3 separate regions of the Homo sapiens genome follow, and all the other regions are linked to region 3. Evidence: chromatin contacts called from ENCODE Hi-C or POLR2A ChIA-PET data. All regions are on one chromosome and are shown on one strand. Each heading gives the region's core, a stretch centred on a gene start or an enhancer-like site at or near the end of the contact. The rest is flanking DNA. Distances are from core to core; before and after follow the strand shown. Region 1 overlaps MAPKAP1 (MAPK associated protein 1). Region 2 holds the start of PBX3-DT (PBX3 divergent transcript). Region 3 holds the start of HSPA5-DT (HSPA5 divergent transcript).

Region 1 (4,007 bases), core at 1,508-4,007, 410 kb after region 3:
TTAGGAAGAGAAAATGAAAGTCAGCAAAACCACAGTTTTAGAAAAGTGGTTATTAGATTTTCTTCTTTCCACAGTGGAAAAAGTCCTTCCTGTTGAAGAAGGCAGTGAAATTTTATCACAGCTATTGCTATTCATAAATCTTATATCTATTTTAATTCAATCTGGCCCTAGCCTCAGAGTCGCTGCACCACAATTTGATTACTATAACCATACTTTTTAACTGCTGTCAGGAAAGACAGCGCCTTATACAAACATCTGCCGGAACACATGCCTGCGTTCTCCAGCACCAGCCTTAAATCACGCTCTGGTGATGAATCTTTATCTGACACTAATACTTTTTAACTTCATACGGACAATTAAAATGAATTGTAGCTAAATGCACATATAACAAATCAATTTAATCTTTGGTTGCATAGCAGCATATTTTGCAAATTTCCTAAACTTACATGTATTTTGTAAAATTTCTTACATGTATCTTTGTCTAGGTGTTAAACTTCAGTTTAACAGAAAGTAAAGTGGAAATACTAATAAAACACAGCTCTTATGATACTGCCATGTAGTTGCAAGCCTCAAAGAATAATGACATTTGAAATTTATCACTGCCATTTTTAAAAACTTCCACATTTCTATGTGGAGAGTACCATTCTGGGCTTCATTATAAGAGTGACCAAAGCTGAATTCCCTGGCCTGTAGGAATACAACTGAAATTCGGACAACCACACCAAGGATAAGAAACTGGCTCAGATCCGAGCCGTAGACAGTATTCATCTACTATTCATCTATAGTGCCCATCACATTTGCTCTCTGGTTTGTTGTTCGTGGTTCTGTTCCTCTGCTCGGTCAGGTGCACCTAATGTCATGGACCACTGTCACAGTCCTCAGCACTGGGCACGATCATTCATGTAAAGTATAGTTTCTCCACTTGATGGCCATATGGCCGCTCTTGTCTTTTAAGTTCCCCAAGGGCAGTCAGCCCCATTTTATTTATCAGTGCACGGTGCAGAGCTGGTATGCAATAAATGTTTGAAATGAGCCAGTACAGTGTGGGTGCCTAGTAAATGATGTATTCGATGGATAGAGATGTGTGAACGAATCCACTCTGCACACCAGAAAAATCAATGGAAATAAACAAACATTTGTGAGGCACACACCAGTTACTACGTGTGAAAGCATTCCCCTTCCCCAGTCCCAATATCTTTTTTTTTTTTTTTTTTACATGTAAGGAAGTTAAGGCTAACAAGATGCAGTAACTTGCCCAATCCATATAACTGATAAAAAGATCTGAAGCAGTCCGTCAGGTTTCAAGTCCACTGCTAAAGGAAAAACTTTTGTTTTTAAATTTTAAAAAATTTCAAATGTTAACTGTTTTTGTTTTCGCCATAACAACGACTGCAAGAGTCTAGGAAAAAGAGCTGTGGTACTGGAATAGGAGAAAAAGGAGCTGAATACCAGCTCTGCCACACACTAGTGGGGAATCCTTGAGCACCTCACTTTCTCTCTCTCAGCCTGTTCCCTCACCTGGAGCTAATACTCCCTAGATCACTGTTCTGTTAGGATAATTAAGAGGAAAGTTCCAATGTATACACAAAAGATTAACTCTTCAAAAGTTGTAGTTTTCCCATCTGTACCCCCCTACATCTCACTGATGTCAATCACCTCCCTAATCACAAAACTCTGGAATCTTAAAGCCAAAAAGAATCCAAGAGGTCATCTAAGCCACATTCCTGATTCTAAACACGCAGAAATCAAGGCTCATAGATGAGAGATTACTTGTCCTACATCAGAGAGAAGGAACTGCATGGCCAGGACTAACACTCAAGTCTTCTGATTCCCTGTCAGTGTTCCTTCTAACACATGGCCTAGTAGTCCTGGAAATCAAGTTTCCATTTTGTATGAACCCCATTAATGAAAATAAAAATCTCAGCTGGGCACAGTGGTTCATACCTGTAATCCCAGCACTTTGGGAGGCCGAGGCAGGCGGATTACCTGGTCAGGAGTTGGAGACCAGCCTGACCAACATGGTGAAACCCCGCCTCTAGAAAGAATACAAAAATTAGCTGGGCGTGGTGGCACGCACCTGTAATCCCAGCTACTTGGGAGGCTGAGGTAGGAGAATCGCTTAAACCCGGGAGGCGGAGGTTGCAGTGAGCCAAGATCACACCACTGCACTCCAGCCTAGGCGACAGAGACTCTGACTCAAAAAAAAAAAGAAAAGAAAATAAGAAAATAAGAATCTCTGAGAATTAGAACACTTGGATTCTATGCCCAGCTAGGTGGAGCCTAGGCTGTCATTTGATTTCTCTGGATAGAGGTCTTCAAGATAGTAAAATCATGGCCTCATTCTTCGAGGGAGAAGACAATCTCTCTACTGCAAACCATGCAGAGCAAAGTACCCCAGGATGAGAAGGCTGAATGTAAAATGACACCATCCCTAGTCCCCTCCATACCTACAAGGATTGTCTCCTGGGCTAGACCTCAGTGCTCGATATTCATTCCAACCAGATTCCCTCTTCTAACCTGGTAATTAGTCAGGTAGTGAGAAGGTAGTACAACAACAGTAATCTCATTGTAACAAAAATACGTCCATGTTGTTTACCTCTTAGTCCCCTAACCTCCAACAATTACAATCAACACGTCTTAAATGACACCTGGCATCTGCCTCATTTAAAATTACTCTCTCGAAAATAAAAGAATAAAATTACCCTATCGTTTTCTCCTCTGAATGGCCTGGTGAGTCAGGCTGGGCATCTGAGTGCACATCCCTGTCATCTGAGAGGAAGTGACTGATGGGAGAGGAAGTGTCTGGAAGGTGACTAACGTCTGAAGGCAATTCCTTGGCCAGTTTCAAGGCTGGCTGACAAGCGAGAACAAAAAAGAGGCTTTTTGCTCCACTCTCACCTCAAAAAGCACTGCCTCAGATTCCCCAAACACAAACCAGACAATAGGATATACCCCACCTCCCAAAAAGATGTACAGTGTCTTCAAGGACATGGTAACAGTCTATGATCTGTAGTCAGCAGGTCCAAAACAGCTGCCAATGGGTGACAGAAACTCCGTCTCAAAAAAAAAAAAAAAAAAAGAAAAGAAGAAAATAAGAATCTTTGAGAATTAGAACACCTGGATTCTATGCCCAGCTAGGTGACCCTGGGCTGTCATTTGATTTCTCTGGAGAGATATCTTCAAGATAGTAAAATTATGGCCTCGTTCTTTGAGGGAGAAGCCCTCTTTCAGTGCTTCCTAACTCAGGGATGGTTTCATTATCCATCCAGCTCCACAAGCCGGACACGGACCAGGAAATCATCCTTCAAACCCCCTTCTAACCCTGTTCTCTGCATACATCATCAAATCCTACCACTTTTGCCTACTACTAAATATCTCTCGAATTCATTCACTCCATCTTCATTCTAACAAGCAAGCCCAAGTTACCACTCTCTCACCCAGAGCACTGCAAAAAATGTCTTGATTAGTTTCTCTATCCTCACAAACCCTTCTCAGGGATATACTCGGCAGCACAGCCCCAGGGGTCTTTTCAAAACAAATTTGATTACCTCACCTCCCCATTTAAATCCTTGTTCAAGGCTTCCCCGTGCCATGAGGTTAAAGAGAACACCTCTACCAATCATACCCGGTCTTCCCCCAGAGCTTCACTTTTCACCACGATCTACTTCACCCTAGGGCTCCAGTCACACAACTTTCTTTTGGTTCCTCAAAATTGCCAAATTCCCCTTGCCTCAGACCTTCTGTTCCTTTCTCCTCCCCCTTTTCTTAGCTAGTTCTTACTCACCCTTTAGCTCTCAGATCAAAAGATTTTAACCCAAGCCTGACAAACATGTTCTTTCCATGGCAAGAGTCTGCCTTCCTTTGAAAAGCCTTAAGCCAATGGTGAATTCTACCTCATGGAATTTTTAGAAGATGGCTCCACAACAAAGGAAGCCACCACAGACTGGCAAGGTTCACAGCTAACTGCAGAAATGAGGCCTAGACAGAGAGCTCAGGGTGGAAGAAGT
Region 2 (3,809 bases), core at 1,310-3,809, 500 kb after region 3:
AATTACTTTTTTGCACAGTGTTTTATACGGTAGTCTTTGCAGCCACATAGATCAATATTTGAATTCAAGCTCTAGTACTTACTGGCTTTGTGGTCTTGTGGAAATTTCTTACTCTCTCTCATTCTATTTCTTATTTAATAACAATCCCAAGCAGGCTGTTGTGAGACTGTAATAAGATGAAGCAAGGGAACACAGAGGATAGTGTACCCCCAAAGAAAGTGCTCAATAATGGCATCTGCTGTGATAGTCACCCTATTGATGACAGAGGCAATGGTGATGTTAATATAAACTCATGGAAAGGGATGGCCATGAAGGAACATCTGCTTGGTTTTCACCACTTTGTCACTGTTAACTTTACATGAATGTCTGCTCACCAAAAGTCAATTTCATTTCCCTTGACATTTTAATAATCACTACCTTAGAAACAGCAAAGACAGACTCGGGTACTCAGGGAACTTCTGTTCTGTCATCTGTGAAGGCATCAACCTTGTGACTCAGATTCTTGAGCAGAGATCACGCAACATTCTACATGAGACACTGGCACGAGCACCAAGAGATCCTGGAACATCTGCAATTAGTTGACAGTTATATTGAGGCTTGGAAACCAGTCTAAAAAAGTTATGCTTTAAATCAACGGCAGTTGTCAATGAGCCTGTGAAGGAATCCTTGCTAGGGTCCTCAGGCTTCTACTGCAACTCATACTGATAACAACAAAAAGAGAAGCCTCCCAAGCAGAAGGTCAGTCTAATTCAATCACTTAAGGCAGAATTATGGTATCAAGTTTCCACATCACTGAATGACCATGGGTGTAGAGGAGTGTACCATAAAATAACTGTGGGTGTTAGACATTTAACAAGTTGTTTTATTCCTAATTGCTGGCATTTGCCTAACTGTTTTCTTAATTCTAATTTATGTTTTTATGTTCCAGTGTGTTTACACAGCCCATAGTTCCCAATTGCCTTTATTTGCTTAAGTGTTTCTTTATTTACTTTTTTTTTTTTTTTTTGAAAAGAAGTCTCACTCTGTCGCCCAGGCTGGAGGGGAGTGGCACAATCTCAGTTCACCGCAACCTCCACCTCCTGGGTACAAGTGATTCTCCTGCCTCAGCCTCCTGAGTAGCTGGGATTACAGGCGCCTGCCACCAAGCCCAGCTAATTTTTTGTATTTTTAGTAGAGATGGGGTTTCACCATGTTGGCCAGGCTGGTCTCAACTCCTGACCTTGTGATCCACCTGCCTCGGCCTCCCAAAGTTCTGAGATTACAGGCATGAGCCACCGGCCTATTTACATTTTTATATATGTTGCTTTGCTTACATAACTCATTGTTCGGAGTGGGCTAGAAATAACCATAAATCCCCATTGCTAATTAGCCTCATCCTCATGACTGATTAGTCAAGATTATGAGTCTAGAAGGAGGGCAGAGAGGAGTCCTAATAGTGAGTCACAGGATTATTGAATTTTACAGCTGGAAGGAATCTTAGAATTTAAGGCATCTTTCAGTTAGAATTCTGTGGTTTTGCATCCTCAGCGTTGGAGAATTATGAAAGGTTGACCGCTTGCTCCTGCGCCTTTTGGCAAAAATGCTTAAGAATTTGGTGACAGCTTTAAAAAACAAATTAAGAATAAAGAAAAAACCCAATCAATGACGATTATAAGTAACCCATAATGGGGGCTTCAAAGAAGAATTGGAAACTTGACATATCAATGGGGTATAGAAGAGCAGAGAATATTAATGAACATGAAGGGGGTTCTTCTTTGGAGGTAAGTAAGCAGAGTGGATTTTTTGGAACTCCCTCCTCAGCAGCTGTGCAGTTTGTAAGGATTTTAGCTTGCCTAACTGTAAGCTTAGCTATTAGCTTTGCAGTGGGGAGTATTTAAAAGTACACACAACATATGAAGGAAAGAACCTGGAACCGAGTAGCCTGCTTCATTCCAAGAATCCATCTGGCATTTAAAGAACTGCTTGTCCTACATTAAACCCTGCAGAGTAAGAGCCATTTTTCATATCCTCATACCCCTATTTTTGGTTTCAGGTAAGACAGCTTACTGAGTTTGGAGAAGGAACAAAGAGACTTTTCCGAACCACCGAACCAAAGGACTCATCTAGGGTGAGCTCAATGAATCTAAAATCGGGAACACACATTGCAGCCCCTGTTTGGGAAATCAGCTTAAGAGCAATCTCAAGTCTCCACAAGAGGCGGAGGTCCATATTCCAAAATAATGTGAGCCTTCAGTTATTTGTAGGTAGAATTCAATGGAAGAAGGGGTGTTATAGATACGAAAAATCGTGGCTGGCGTTACCAACATTAAATGACTCGTGGTGATGGGGTAAGTTGACAAGTGAAATCCAGTCTCTTCCTAAACAAACGTATCTTTGTAATGAAGAGCTCGTTTTTGCAGCTTCAGTACATCTGGAGGCATCGAATAGCAAACGCTGCCAAAGGAGTAGTCCCTGGATTATCAGGAGTTGCAGAGTGTGTAAAGTGTTGTAAACCTTGAAATTAGTCCTGGACTGAAGGCACTTTCCCTCCTCCCAGACTCGCTTCTCTCTGACACATTTCCCCTTTCAATGGAAAGTCTATGGCAGTCAGGTCCACTCAGCTCAGACTTCAAGTATGTGAGACCACAGGTTCCCACCTTAACTGGTCACCCATTGAGGGACAGCACAAGACCCCGGTGCTGGCGCCAACGCTGAGCTGCGCCCTCTCGGTTACCATGGCGACCGCAGGCGGGGCGAGGCCCCCACTCGCCGCTTCCCCGCCTCTGCCCAGAACCTTTCGAACGCTCCAATTGGGACGACCCTTTCTTGCCTCTGTCCCGCCCCATTCGGCTCTAAGCGCTTTGCGATTGGCCCGGGACGAGCGGCCTGGTACCCAGAGGGCACCACCTCCTGACAGGAAGAGCGGGAAAGTGCACCAGGAGCTGTCCGAGGCGTGAAGCTCACGGGCGCGGCGGGGGAGCACACGGTTGGCTTTGCAGCGAGTTGCCCACTGTCCCATACACAACCCCCCGCTCCCATGACTGCCAAAAGCATGGAGCAGGAGTCGGGGTGCGGGCACACCGTTTGTGGGCCGGCCCGGTCTATCCCGGGGGGCTAGGACGCGACGAGGTTGGAGCGAGGATCCGGCGGCACACTCCGGAGCGCGGAGTATCAGAGGCCAGAGGGAACGGGCCGGGCCCCGGGGGCGGTGCCGGCGGCGGCGGCGGGAGGCGCAGAGCCCAATGAGCGCGCGCACCGCCCCGGGGGCGGGGTCTGAGGAGCGCTCCCCCGCCCTTGCCAGCCCCCGTCCCTCCCCCCGGCGCGGGGCCGCAGTGAGTGAGTGGCACTGGCAGCCTGTCAATCCCTCGGCCCAGCGGCCTTCCAGCCCGGTCCGCGGCGGCTGCTGGCTGGGTGCGCGGCTCCGGCGGCGGCGGCGGCGACTTCTCCCGCCCTATCCATCGGCTGTCCGCCCGGCGCGCGGCCCGCCGGGGCCCTCCTCCGGGCTCAGCGCCCCCGCCGCCTCTGCCCGCCCGCTCCCAAACTTTCCTCCTCCGCCCCCCCTCGCTCCCCGCGGCCCGCCCGCAGGCCTCCTCCTCCGCCGCCGCCCGCCGCCGCCGCCGCTGCCTCCCCCGGGGCCGCCGGGGCTCGGATCCCGCCTGGCCGAGGCGGCGGCGGCGGCCGAGGAGGGCAGTGCGCAGGCTGGCGCGGGGGGCGGCGGGCGTCCCGGCAACTCGGCGGGCGCTGAGGAGCAAGTTGCGCGGGGCCGCCCGGCGGGGCGCGCGGCGGCGAGGAGGCGGCGCGGCGGCCGCGTGAGGGCAGCGGGCGCCGCC
Region 3 (4,023 bases), core at 877-3,376:
TAACCTAAAAGGATAAAAGATAATTAAGTGTATTGTCACATAGTTTAACCCTTATTTAAATTACAGTCTGGCCAGGCGGTGGCTTCTGCCTATAATCCCAGCACTTTGGGAGGCTGAGGCAGGAGGATCACCTGAGGGCAGGATTTCAAGACCAGCCTGGGCAATGTGGAGAAACCCTGTCTCTACTGAAAATTAAAAAAAAAAAAAAAAATTAGCCAGGTGTGGTGGTGTGCCTGTAGTTCCAGTTACTTGGGAGGCTGAGGCAGGAGAGCTGCTTGAACCCGGGAGGCAGAGGTTGCAGTGAGCTGAGATCGTGCCACTGCAGTCCAGCCTGGGCAACAGAGCAAGACTCCATCTCAAAAAAAAAAAATTACAGTCAAACCATCACTTTAGTTTTTAAGCCAACTTATTGATGAATACAACATATAAAATTTTATGTCCCTGGAATTGTAAGCATTAAATAATACATGAAAAGTCTATTTTGTTTGGCTTATAGTAAGGGACTCAATAATTAAACCTGACAAGCATGAATACCATTCTGATTAAAATTTTTGAAACCCTTCACGAAGGCTTCTATACATAACAGCCAACCGAGAATACTAATGATCAAAAAATACTTAACATTGTTCTAGAAATATTTACCTTCTTTCCCAAATAAGCCTCAGCGGTTTCTTTCATTTTAGTGAGAACCATGGCAGAAATTTCTTCAGGAGCAAATGTCTTTGTTTGCCCACCTCCAATATCAACTTGAATGTATGGTTTAGTTTTCTTTTCAACCACCTATTTTAAAGAATTATTGTTTTCAGACACAGATACAATGACATCTCAAAGTTTAAAAGACCCACTACCATCCCCACAATTTGGTTTATTTTGGTCCCTTGGGGCTGCAAATTGACTAGAAATACTTCAGGGAGTATAGGTGTCTTACAAAGTTCAGTTTTAATCGGTCTTTTATTCCTAAACTATCGTAGACAGTACGACAGCAACTGTCTTAAGTTTTGTAACATACTAATAGTATTAAAGTTATTACATACATCATGTCTATAACCTTCAACTGTTGTCTCAACACTTTTCCAGAGACTTATAACTCTAAATACTCCCACCACCCACCCGTTCTCTAACTGGATGAGAAAAACCCGGTCGAACCTTGAACGGCAAGAACTTGATGTCCTGCTGCACAGACGGGTCATTCCACGTGCGGCCGATGAGCCGCTTGGCGTCAAAGACCGTGTTCTCGGGGTTGGAGGTGAGCTGGTTCTTGGCGGCATCGCCAATCAGACGTTCCCCTTCAGGAGTGAAGGCGACATAGGACGGCGTGATGCGGTTGCCCTGATCGTTGGCGATGATCTCCACGCGGCCGTTCTTGAACACGCCGACGCTGGCAGAAAAACCCGACAGAGGGACATCAGCACCGCACTTCTCACGCCAGGCCAGGCGGCCACGCCCCGTCCCCCTGCATCCGCAACCCCACTTACCAGGAGTAGGTGGTCCCCAGGTCGATGCCGACCACCGTGCCCACGTCCTCCTTCTTGTCCTCCTCCTCGGCCCGCGCCGCGCTGAGCAGCAGCAGCATCGCGGCCACCAGGGAGAGCTTCATCTTGCCAGCCAGTTGGGCAGCAGCAGGCAGTCCAGCCACAGGCCGTAGCACAGGAGCACAGCGCAATTTCCGACTTGCAGGCGGCAGGGGCCCGGGGTCACAAGGCGCCACGAACCAGGCGAAGGGCAGGTCTAGAAATACAGGCCGCGGCGCTTCCCTCTCACACTCGCGAAACACCCCAATAGGTCAATCTGTCTGTGCTGTCTTGGCCGGCGTCGACCTCACCGTCGCCTACTCGGCTTATATACCCTCCCCCAGCCCCGTCGTGGAGGCCGCCGATTGGTGAAGGCCCTGCTCGTTGGAGGCCGTTCATTGGCCCAGGCCACCAAGCTGGCCGCCGCCGATTCGAAGCGGCCCCCTCCGCAATAAACGTCACTGCTCCGCCCCCCCCAGCTGATTCATTGGCTGCTATTCGTTTCTAACGTTCACCAATGGTAGATAACATCCGCCCCATCCGCTGGTCCCATTGGTTCAGCAGCTGTCTATCTCTCCTGCGACTTCTGACCCCGAGGCATTTCCGCTGGTAACCGCACAAGTCCCGCCTTCACTCCCGGCCCTAGGGGGTCGGAGTAGGTCCAGCAGGAGTGACCCCCCGGGGCTGTGGGATCTGAAACTTTTTCTTCTCTACTGCTTGTTCTCCCTTCCTCCATCCCTCACCCCGAAGCGGGAAGCAGCTTTCTCTTCCCAGCTTCCATCCAGTCTCTGAGTAGACCAGTCGCAGCTTAGATGCTGGGATCGCCTCAGAACACATTTCTTTGCCCTTCACGGCCACTACCGGTATTGGGGTATGCGAGTCTCAGGGCCGTTCGTTGCTCACAGGTCGAGCTGGTCTGGACTCTGTTCGACCACGAATCATGACTCCTTCCTGCCAGTTATGTCCCCTCCGCACCCTTGCCCAGCCATTTTACCAGGCCTCTCCACATTGCGCTGCCCCACGGTAAGTCGCAGGACAAGCCCGGCCAAAGGAATTGCCTCCAGCTCTGAGTCCCCTCCCTACTGTGGCAACCCACTCCAGTGCCAGCCCTCCCACACTGGATGTCTAATTTTTCTAGCTTGCCACCCTTTACTTTCCCCTCCGCTGCCCATCCTTTCCCTCTGGGGCAAAGGTTATCATTTACGGGGCTTTCTCCATCCTTTATTGTTGATACTTTTCTACCTTCATTCCAGGAAAAGGTCTGATGTACACGCAGACAACACATTTGATAGGCGAAAATCGTCTTGATAATGCCTTATTCTTATATAACATCCTGTTGCAAAAAATAATAGAGACCACTATTTGCTGAAAGCCTACCGTGGATTAAGCATTGTTCAGTGTGCTTTTCATGTGTCATTTAGTCTTGACAGTTCAATACTCGGTAGGCATTTCCCGTTTTCCAGATGAGGACATTGAAACTGAAAAAGATTAAATAACTAAACAAGTCACAGAGCTGGTGAGTGATGGAGTTAGGATTGATAACCAGGTGGAGTTCACTCTATTGCCAATACTTTTTTTTTTTTCAAGACGGAGTATCACTCTGTCACGCCCAGGCTGGAGTTCAGTAGTGCAATCTCAGCTCACTGCAACCTCCGCTTCCGGGGTTCAAGCGATTCTCCTGCCTCAGCCTCCTGAGTAGCTGGGATTACAGGCACGCACCACCATGCCTGGCTAATTTTTTTTTTTTTTTTTTTGTGGAGATGAGGTTTCACCATTTTAGCCAGGCTGGTTTCGAACTCCCAACCTCAAGCGATCTGCCCACCTCGGCCTCCCAAAGTGCTGGGATTACAGGTGTGAGACACTGTGCCTGATCTCTTAACTTTAAAACAAAAAATTCATCTGTGGCCGGGCGTGGTGGCTCACGCCTGTAATCCCAACACTTTGGGAGGCCGAGGTGGGCGGATCACGGGGTCAGGAGATCAAGACCATCCGGGGTAACACGATGAAACCCCATCTCTATAAAAATCCAAAAATTAGCTGGGCGTGGTGGTGCATGCCTGTAGTCCCAGCTACTCGGGAGGCTGAGGCAGGAGAATCGCTTGAACCCGGGAGGTGGAGGTTGCAGTGAGCCGAGATCACGTCACTACACTCCAGCCTGGGCAGCAGAGCTAGACTCCATCTCAAAAAAAAAAAAAAAATTCATTTGTTTGAGGAATGTTTTTGGAGGACCTACTATGGAAAGGGCAAAGCTCTGATATGAAATATTTGAGATTCATGGGTATACTGTGTCCAGATACCACTAAAACATCCTAAACACACTTTATTAAGATGTTGAGCCTGTGACTCAGTACTCAAGAATTTTCTTTTTCCTTAGTGCTTCTCAAAGGTTAGACTGGTGACTCAAGAGTTGACTCTGTTCACTACAGAGGTTGCATCATGCATCTCTTTCAGCAGGGCTTGTAATCCTGCGGCAACATTGACCCTTCTTTGGCTTGCATCAGTCCAGCATTAA

The links. Hi-C counts contacts between places; a loop is a spot of excess contacts on that map. ChIA-PET counts read pairs that join two places held with the same protein, here RNA polymerase II (POLR2A). Pooled maps may share reads with other maps.
Region 1: a pooled map shows a loop between it and region 3 (5-fold over the local background). The contact joins the enhancer-like site here to the promoter of HSPA5-DT in region 3. A Hi-C loop is called at or near these places in 1 of 37 single-sample maps with no recorded cell type and 6 of 50 pooled maps. POLR2A ChIA-PET finds 5 or more read pairs at or near these places in 1 of 52 experiments (GM12878).
Region 2: a loop to region 3 is called in a map of B cell, with 25 times the contacts of the local background. The contact joins the promoter of PBX3-DT here to the promoter of HSPA5-DT in region 3. A Hi-C loop is called at or near these places in 5 of 168 maps with a recorded cell type or tissue (B cell, CD4-positive, alpha-beta T cell, heart left ventricle and 1 more), 2 of 37 single-sample maps with no recorded cell type and 16 of 50 pooled maps. POLR2A ChIA-PET finds 5 or more read pairs at or near these places in 2 of 52 experiments (AG04449 and HEK293).

Annotation. Positions count from the first base shown.
Region 1 is chr9:125,646,739-125,650,745 of GRCh38, forward strand. The region is part of intron 4 of MAPKAP1 (MAPK associated protein 1); the gene reads right to left. Among named protein-coding and RNA genes, the nearest start is that of MAPKAP1, 58 kb to the right of the region's middle. RefSeq lists enhancers at 2,527-3,726, 3,362-3,411, 3,422-3,691, 3,752-3,801, 3,842-4,007. Within about 2 kb of position 2,758, at least 14 of the 41 ENCODE cell types and tissues checked have a DNase peak (open chromatin) inside an H3K27ac peak, as active enhancers do; they include GM12878, where a contact is called at or near this core.
Region 2 is chr9:125,743,370-125,747,178 of GRCh38, forward strand. It overlaps PBX3-DT (PBX3 divergent transcript), which reads right to left and starts at 2,560. Exons shown (of 2, transcript NR_122032.1): 1 at 2,047-2,560; 2 at 385-568. RefSeq lists silencers at 3,099-3,528, 3,779-3,809.
Region 3 is chr9:125,239,530-125,243,552 of GRCh38, forward strand. HSPA5-DT (HSPA5 divergent transcript) reads left to right here and starts at 2,127. Exons shown (of 3, transcript NR_186826.1): 1 at 2,127-2,534. HSPA5 (heat shock protein family A (Hsp70) member 5) reads right to left here and starts at 1,814. Exons shown (of 8, transcript NM_005347.5): 1 at 1,476-1,814; 2 at 1,147-1,378; 3 at 643-780; 4 at 1-4. The coding sequence starts at 1,597. RefSeq lists enhancers at 1,223-1,302, 1,444-1,948, 1,841-2,135, 1,949-2,453, 2,103-2,412.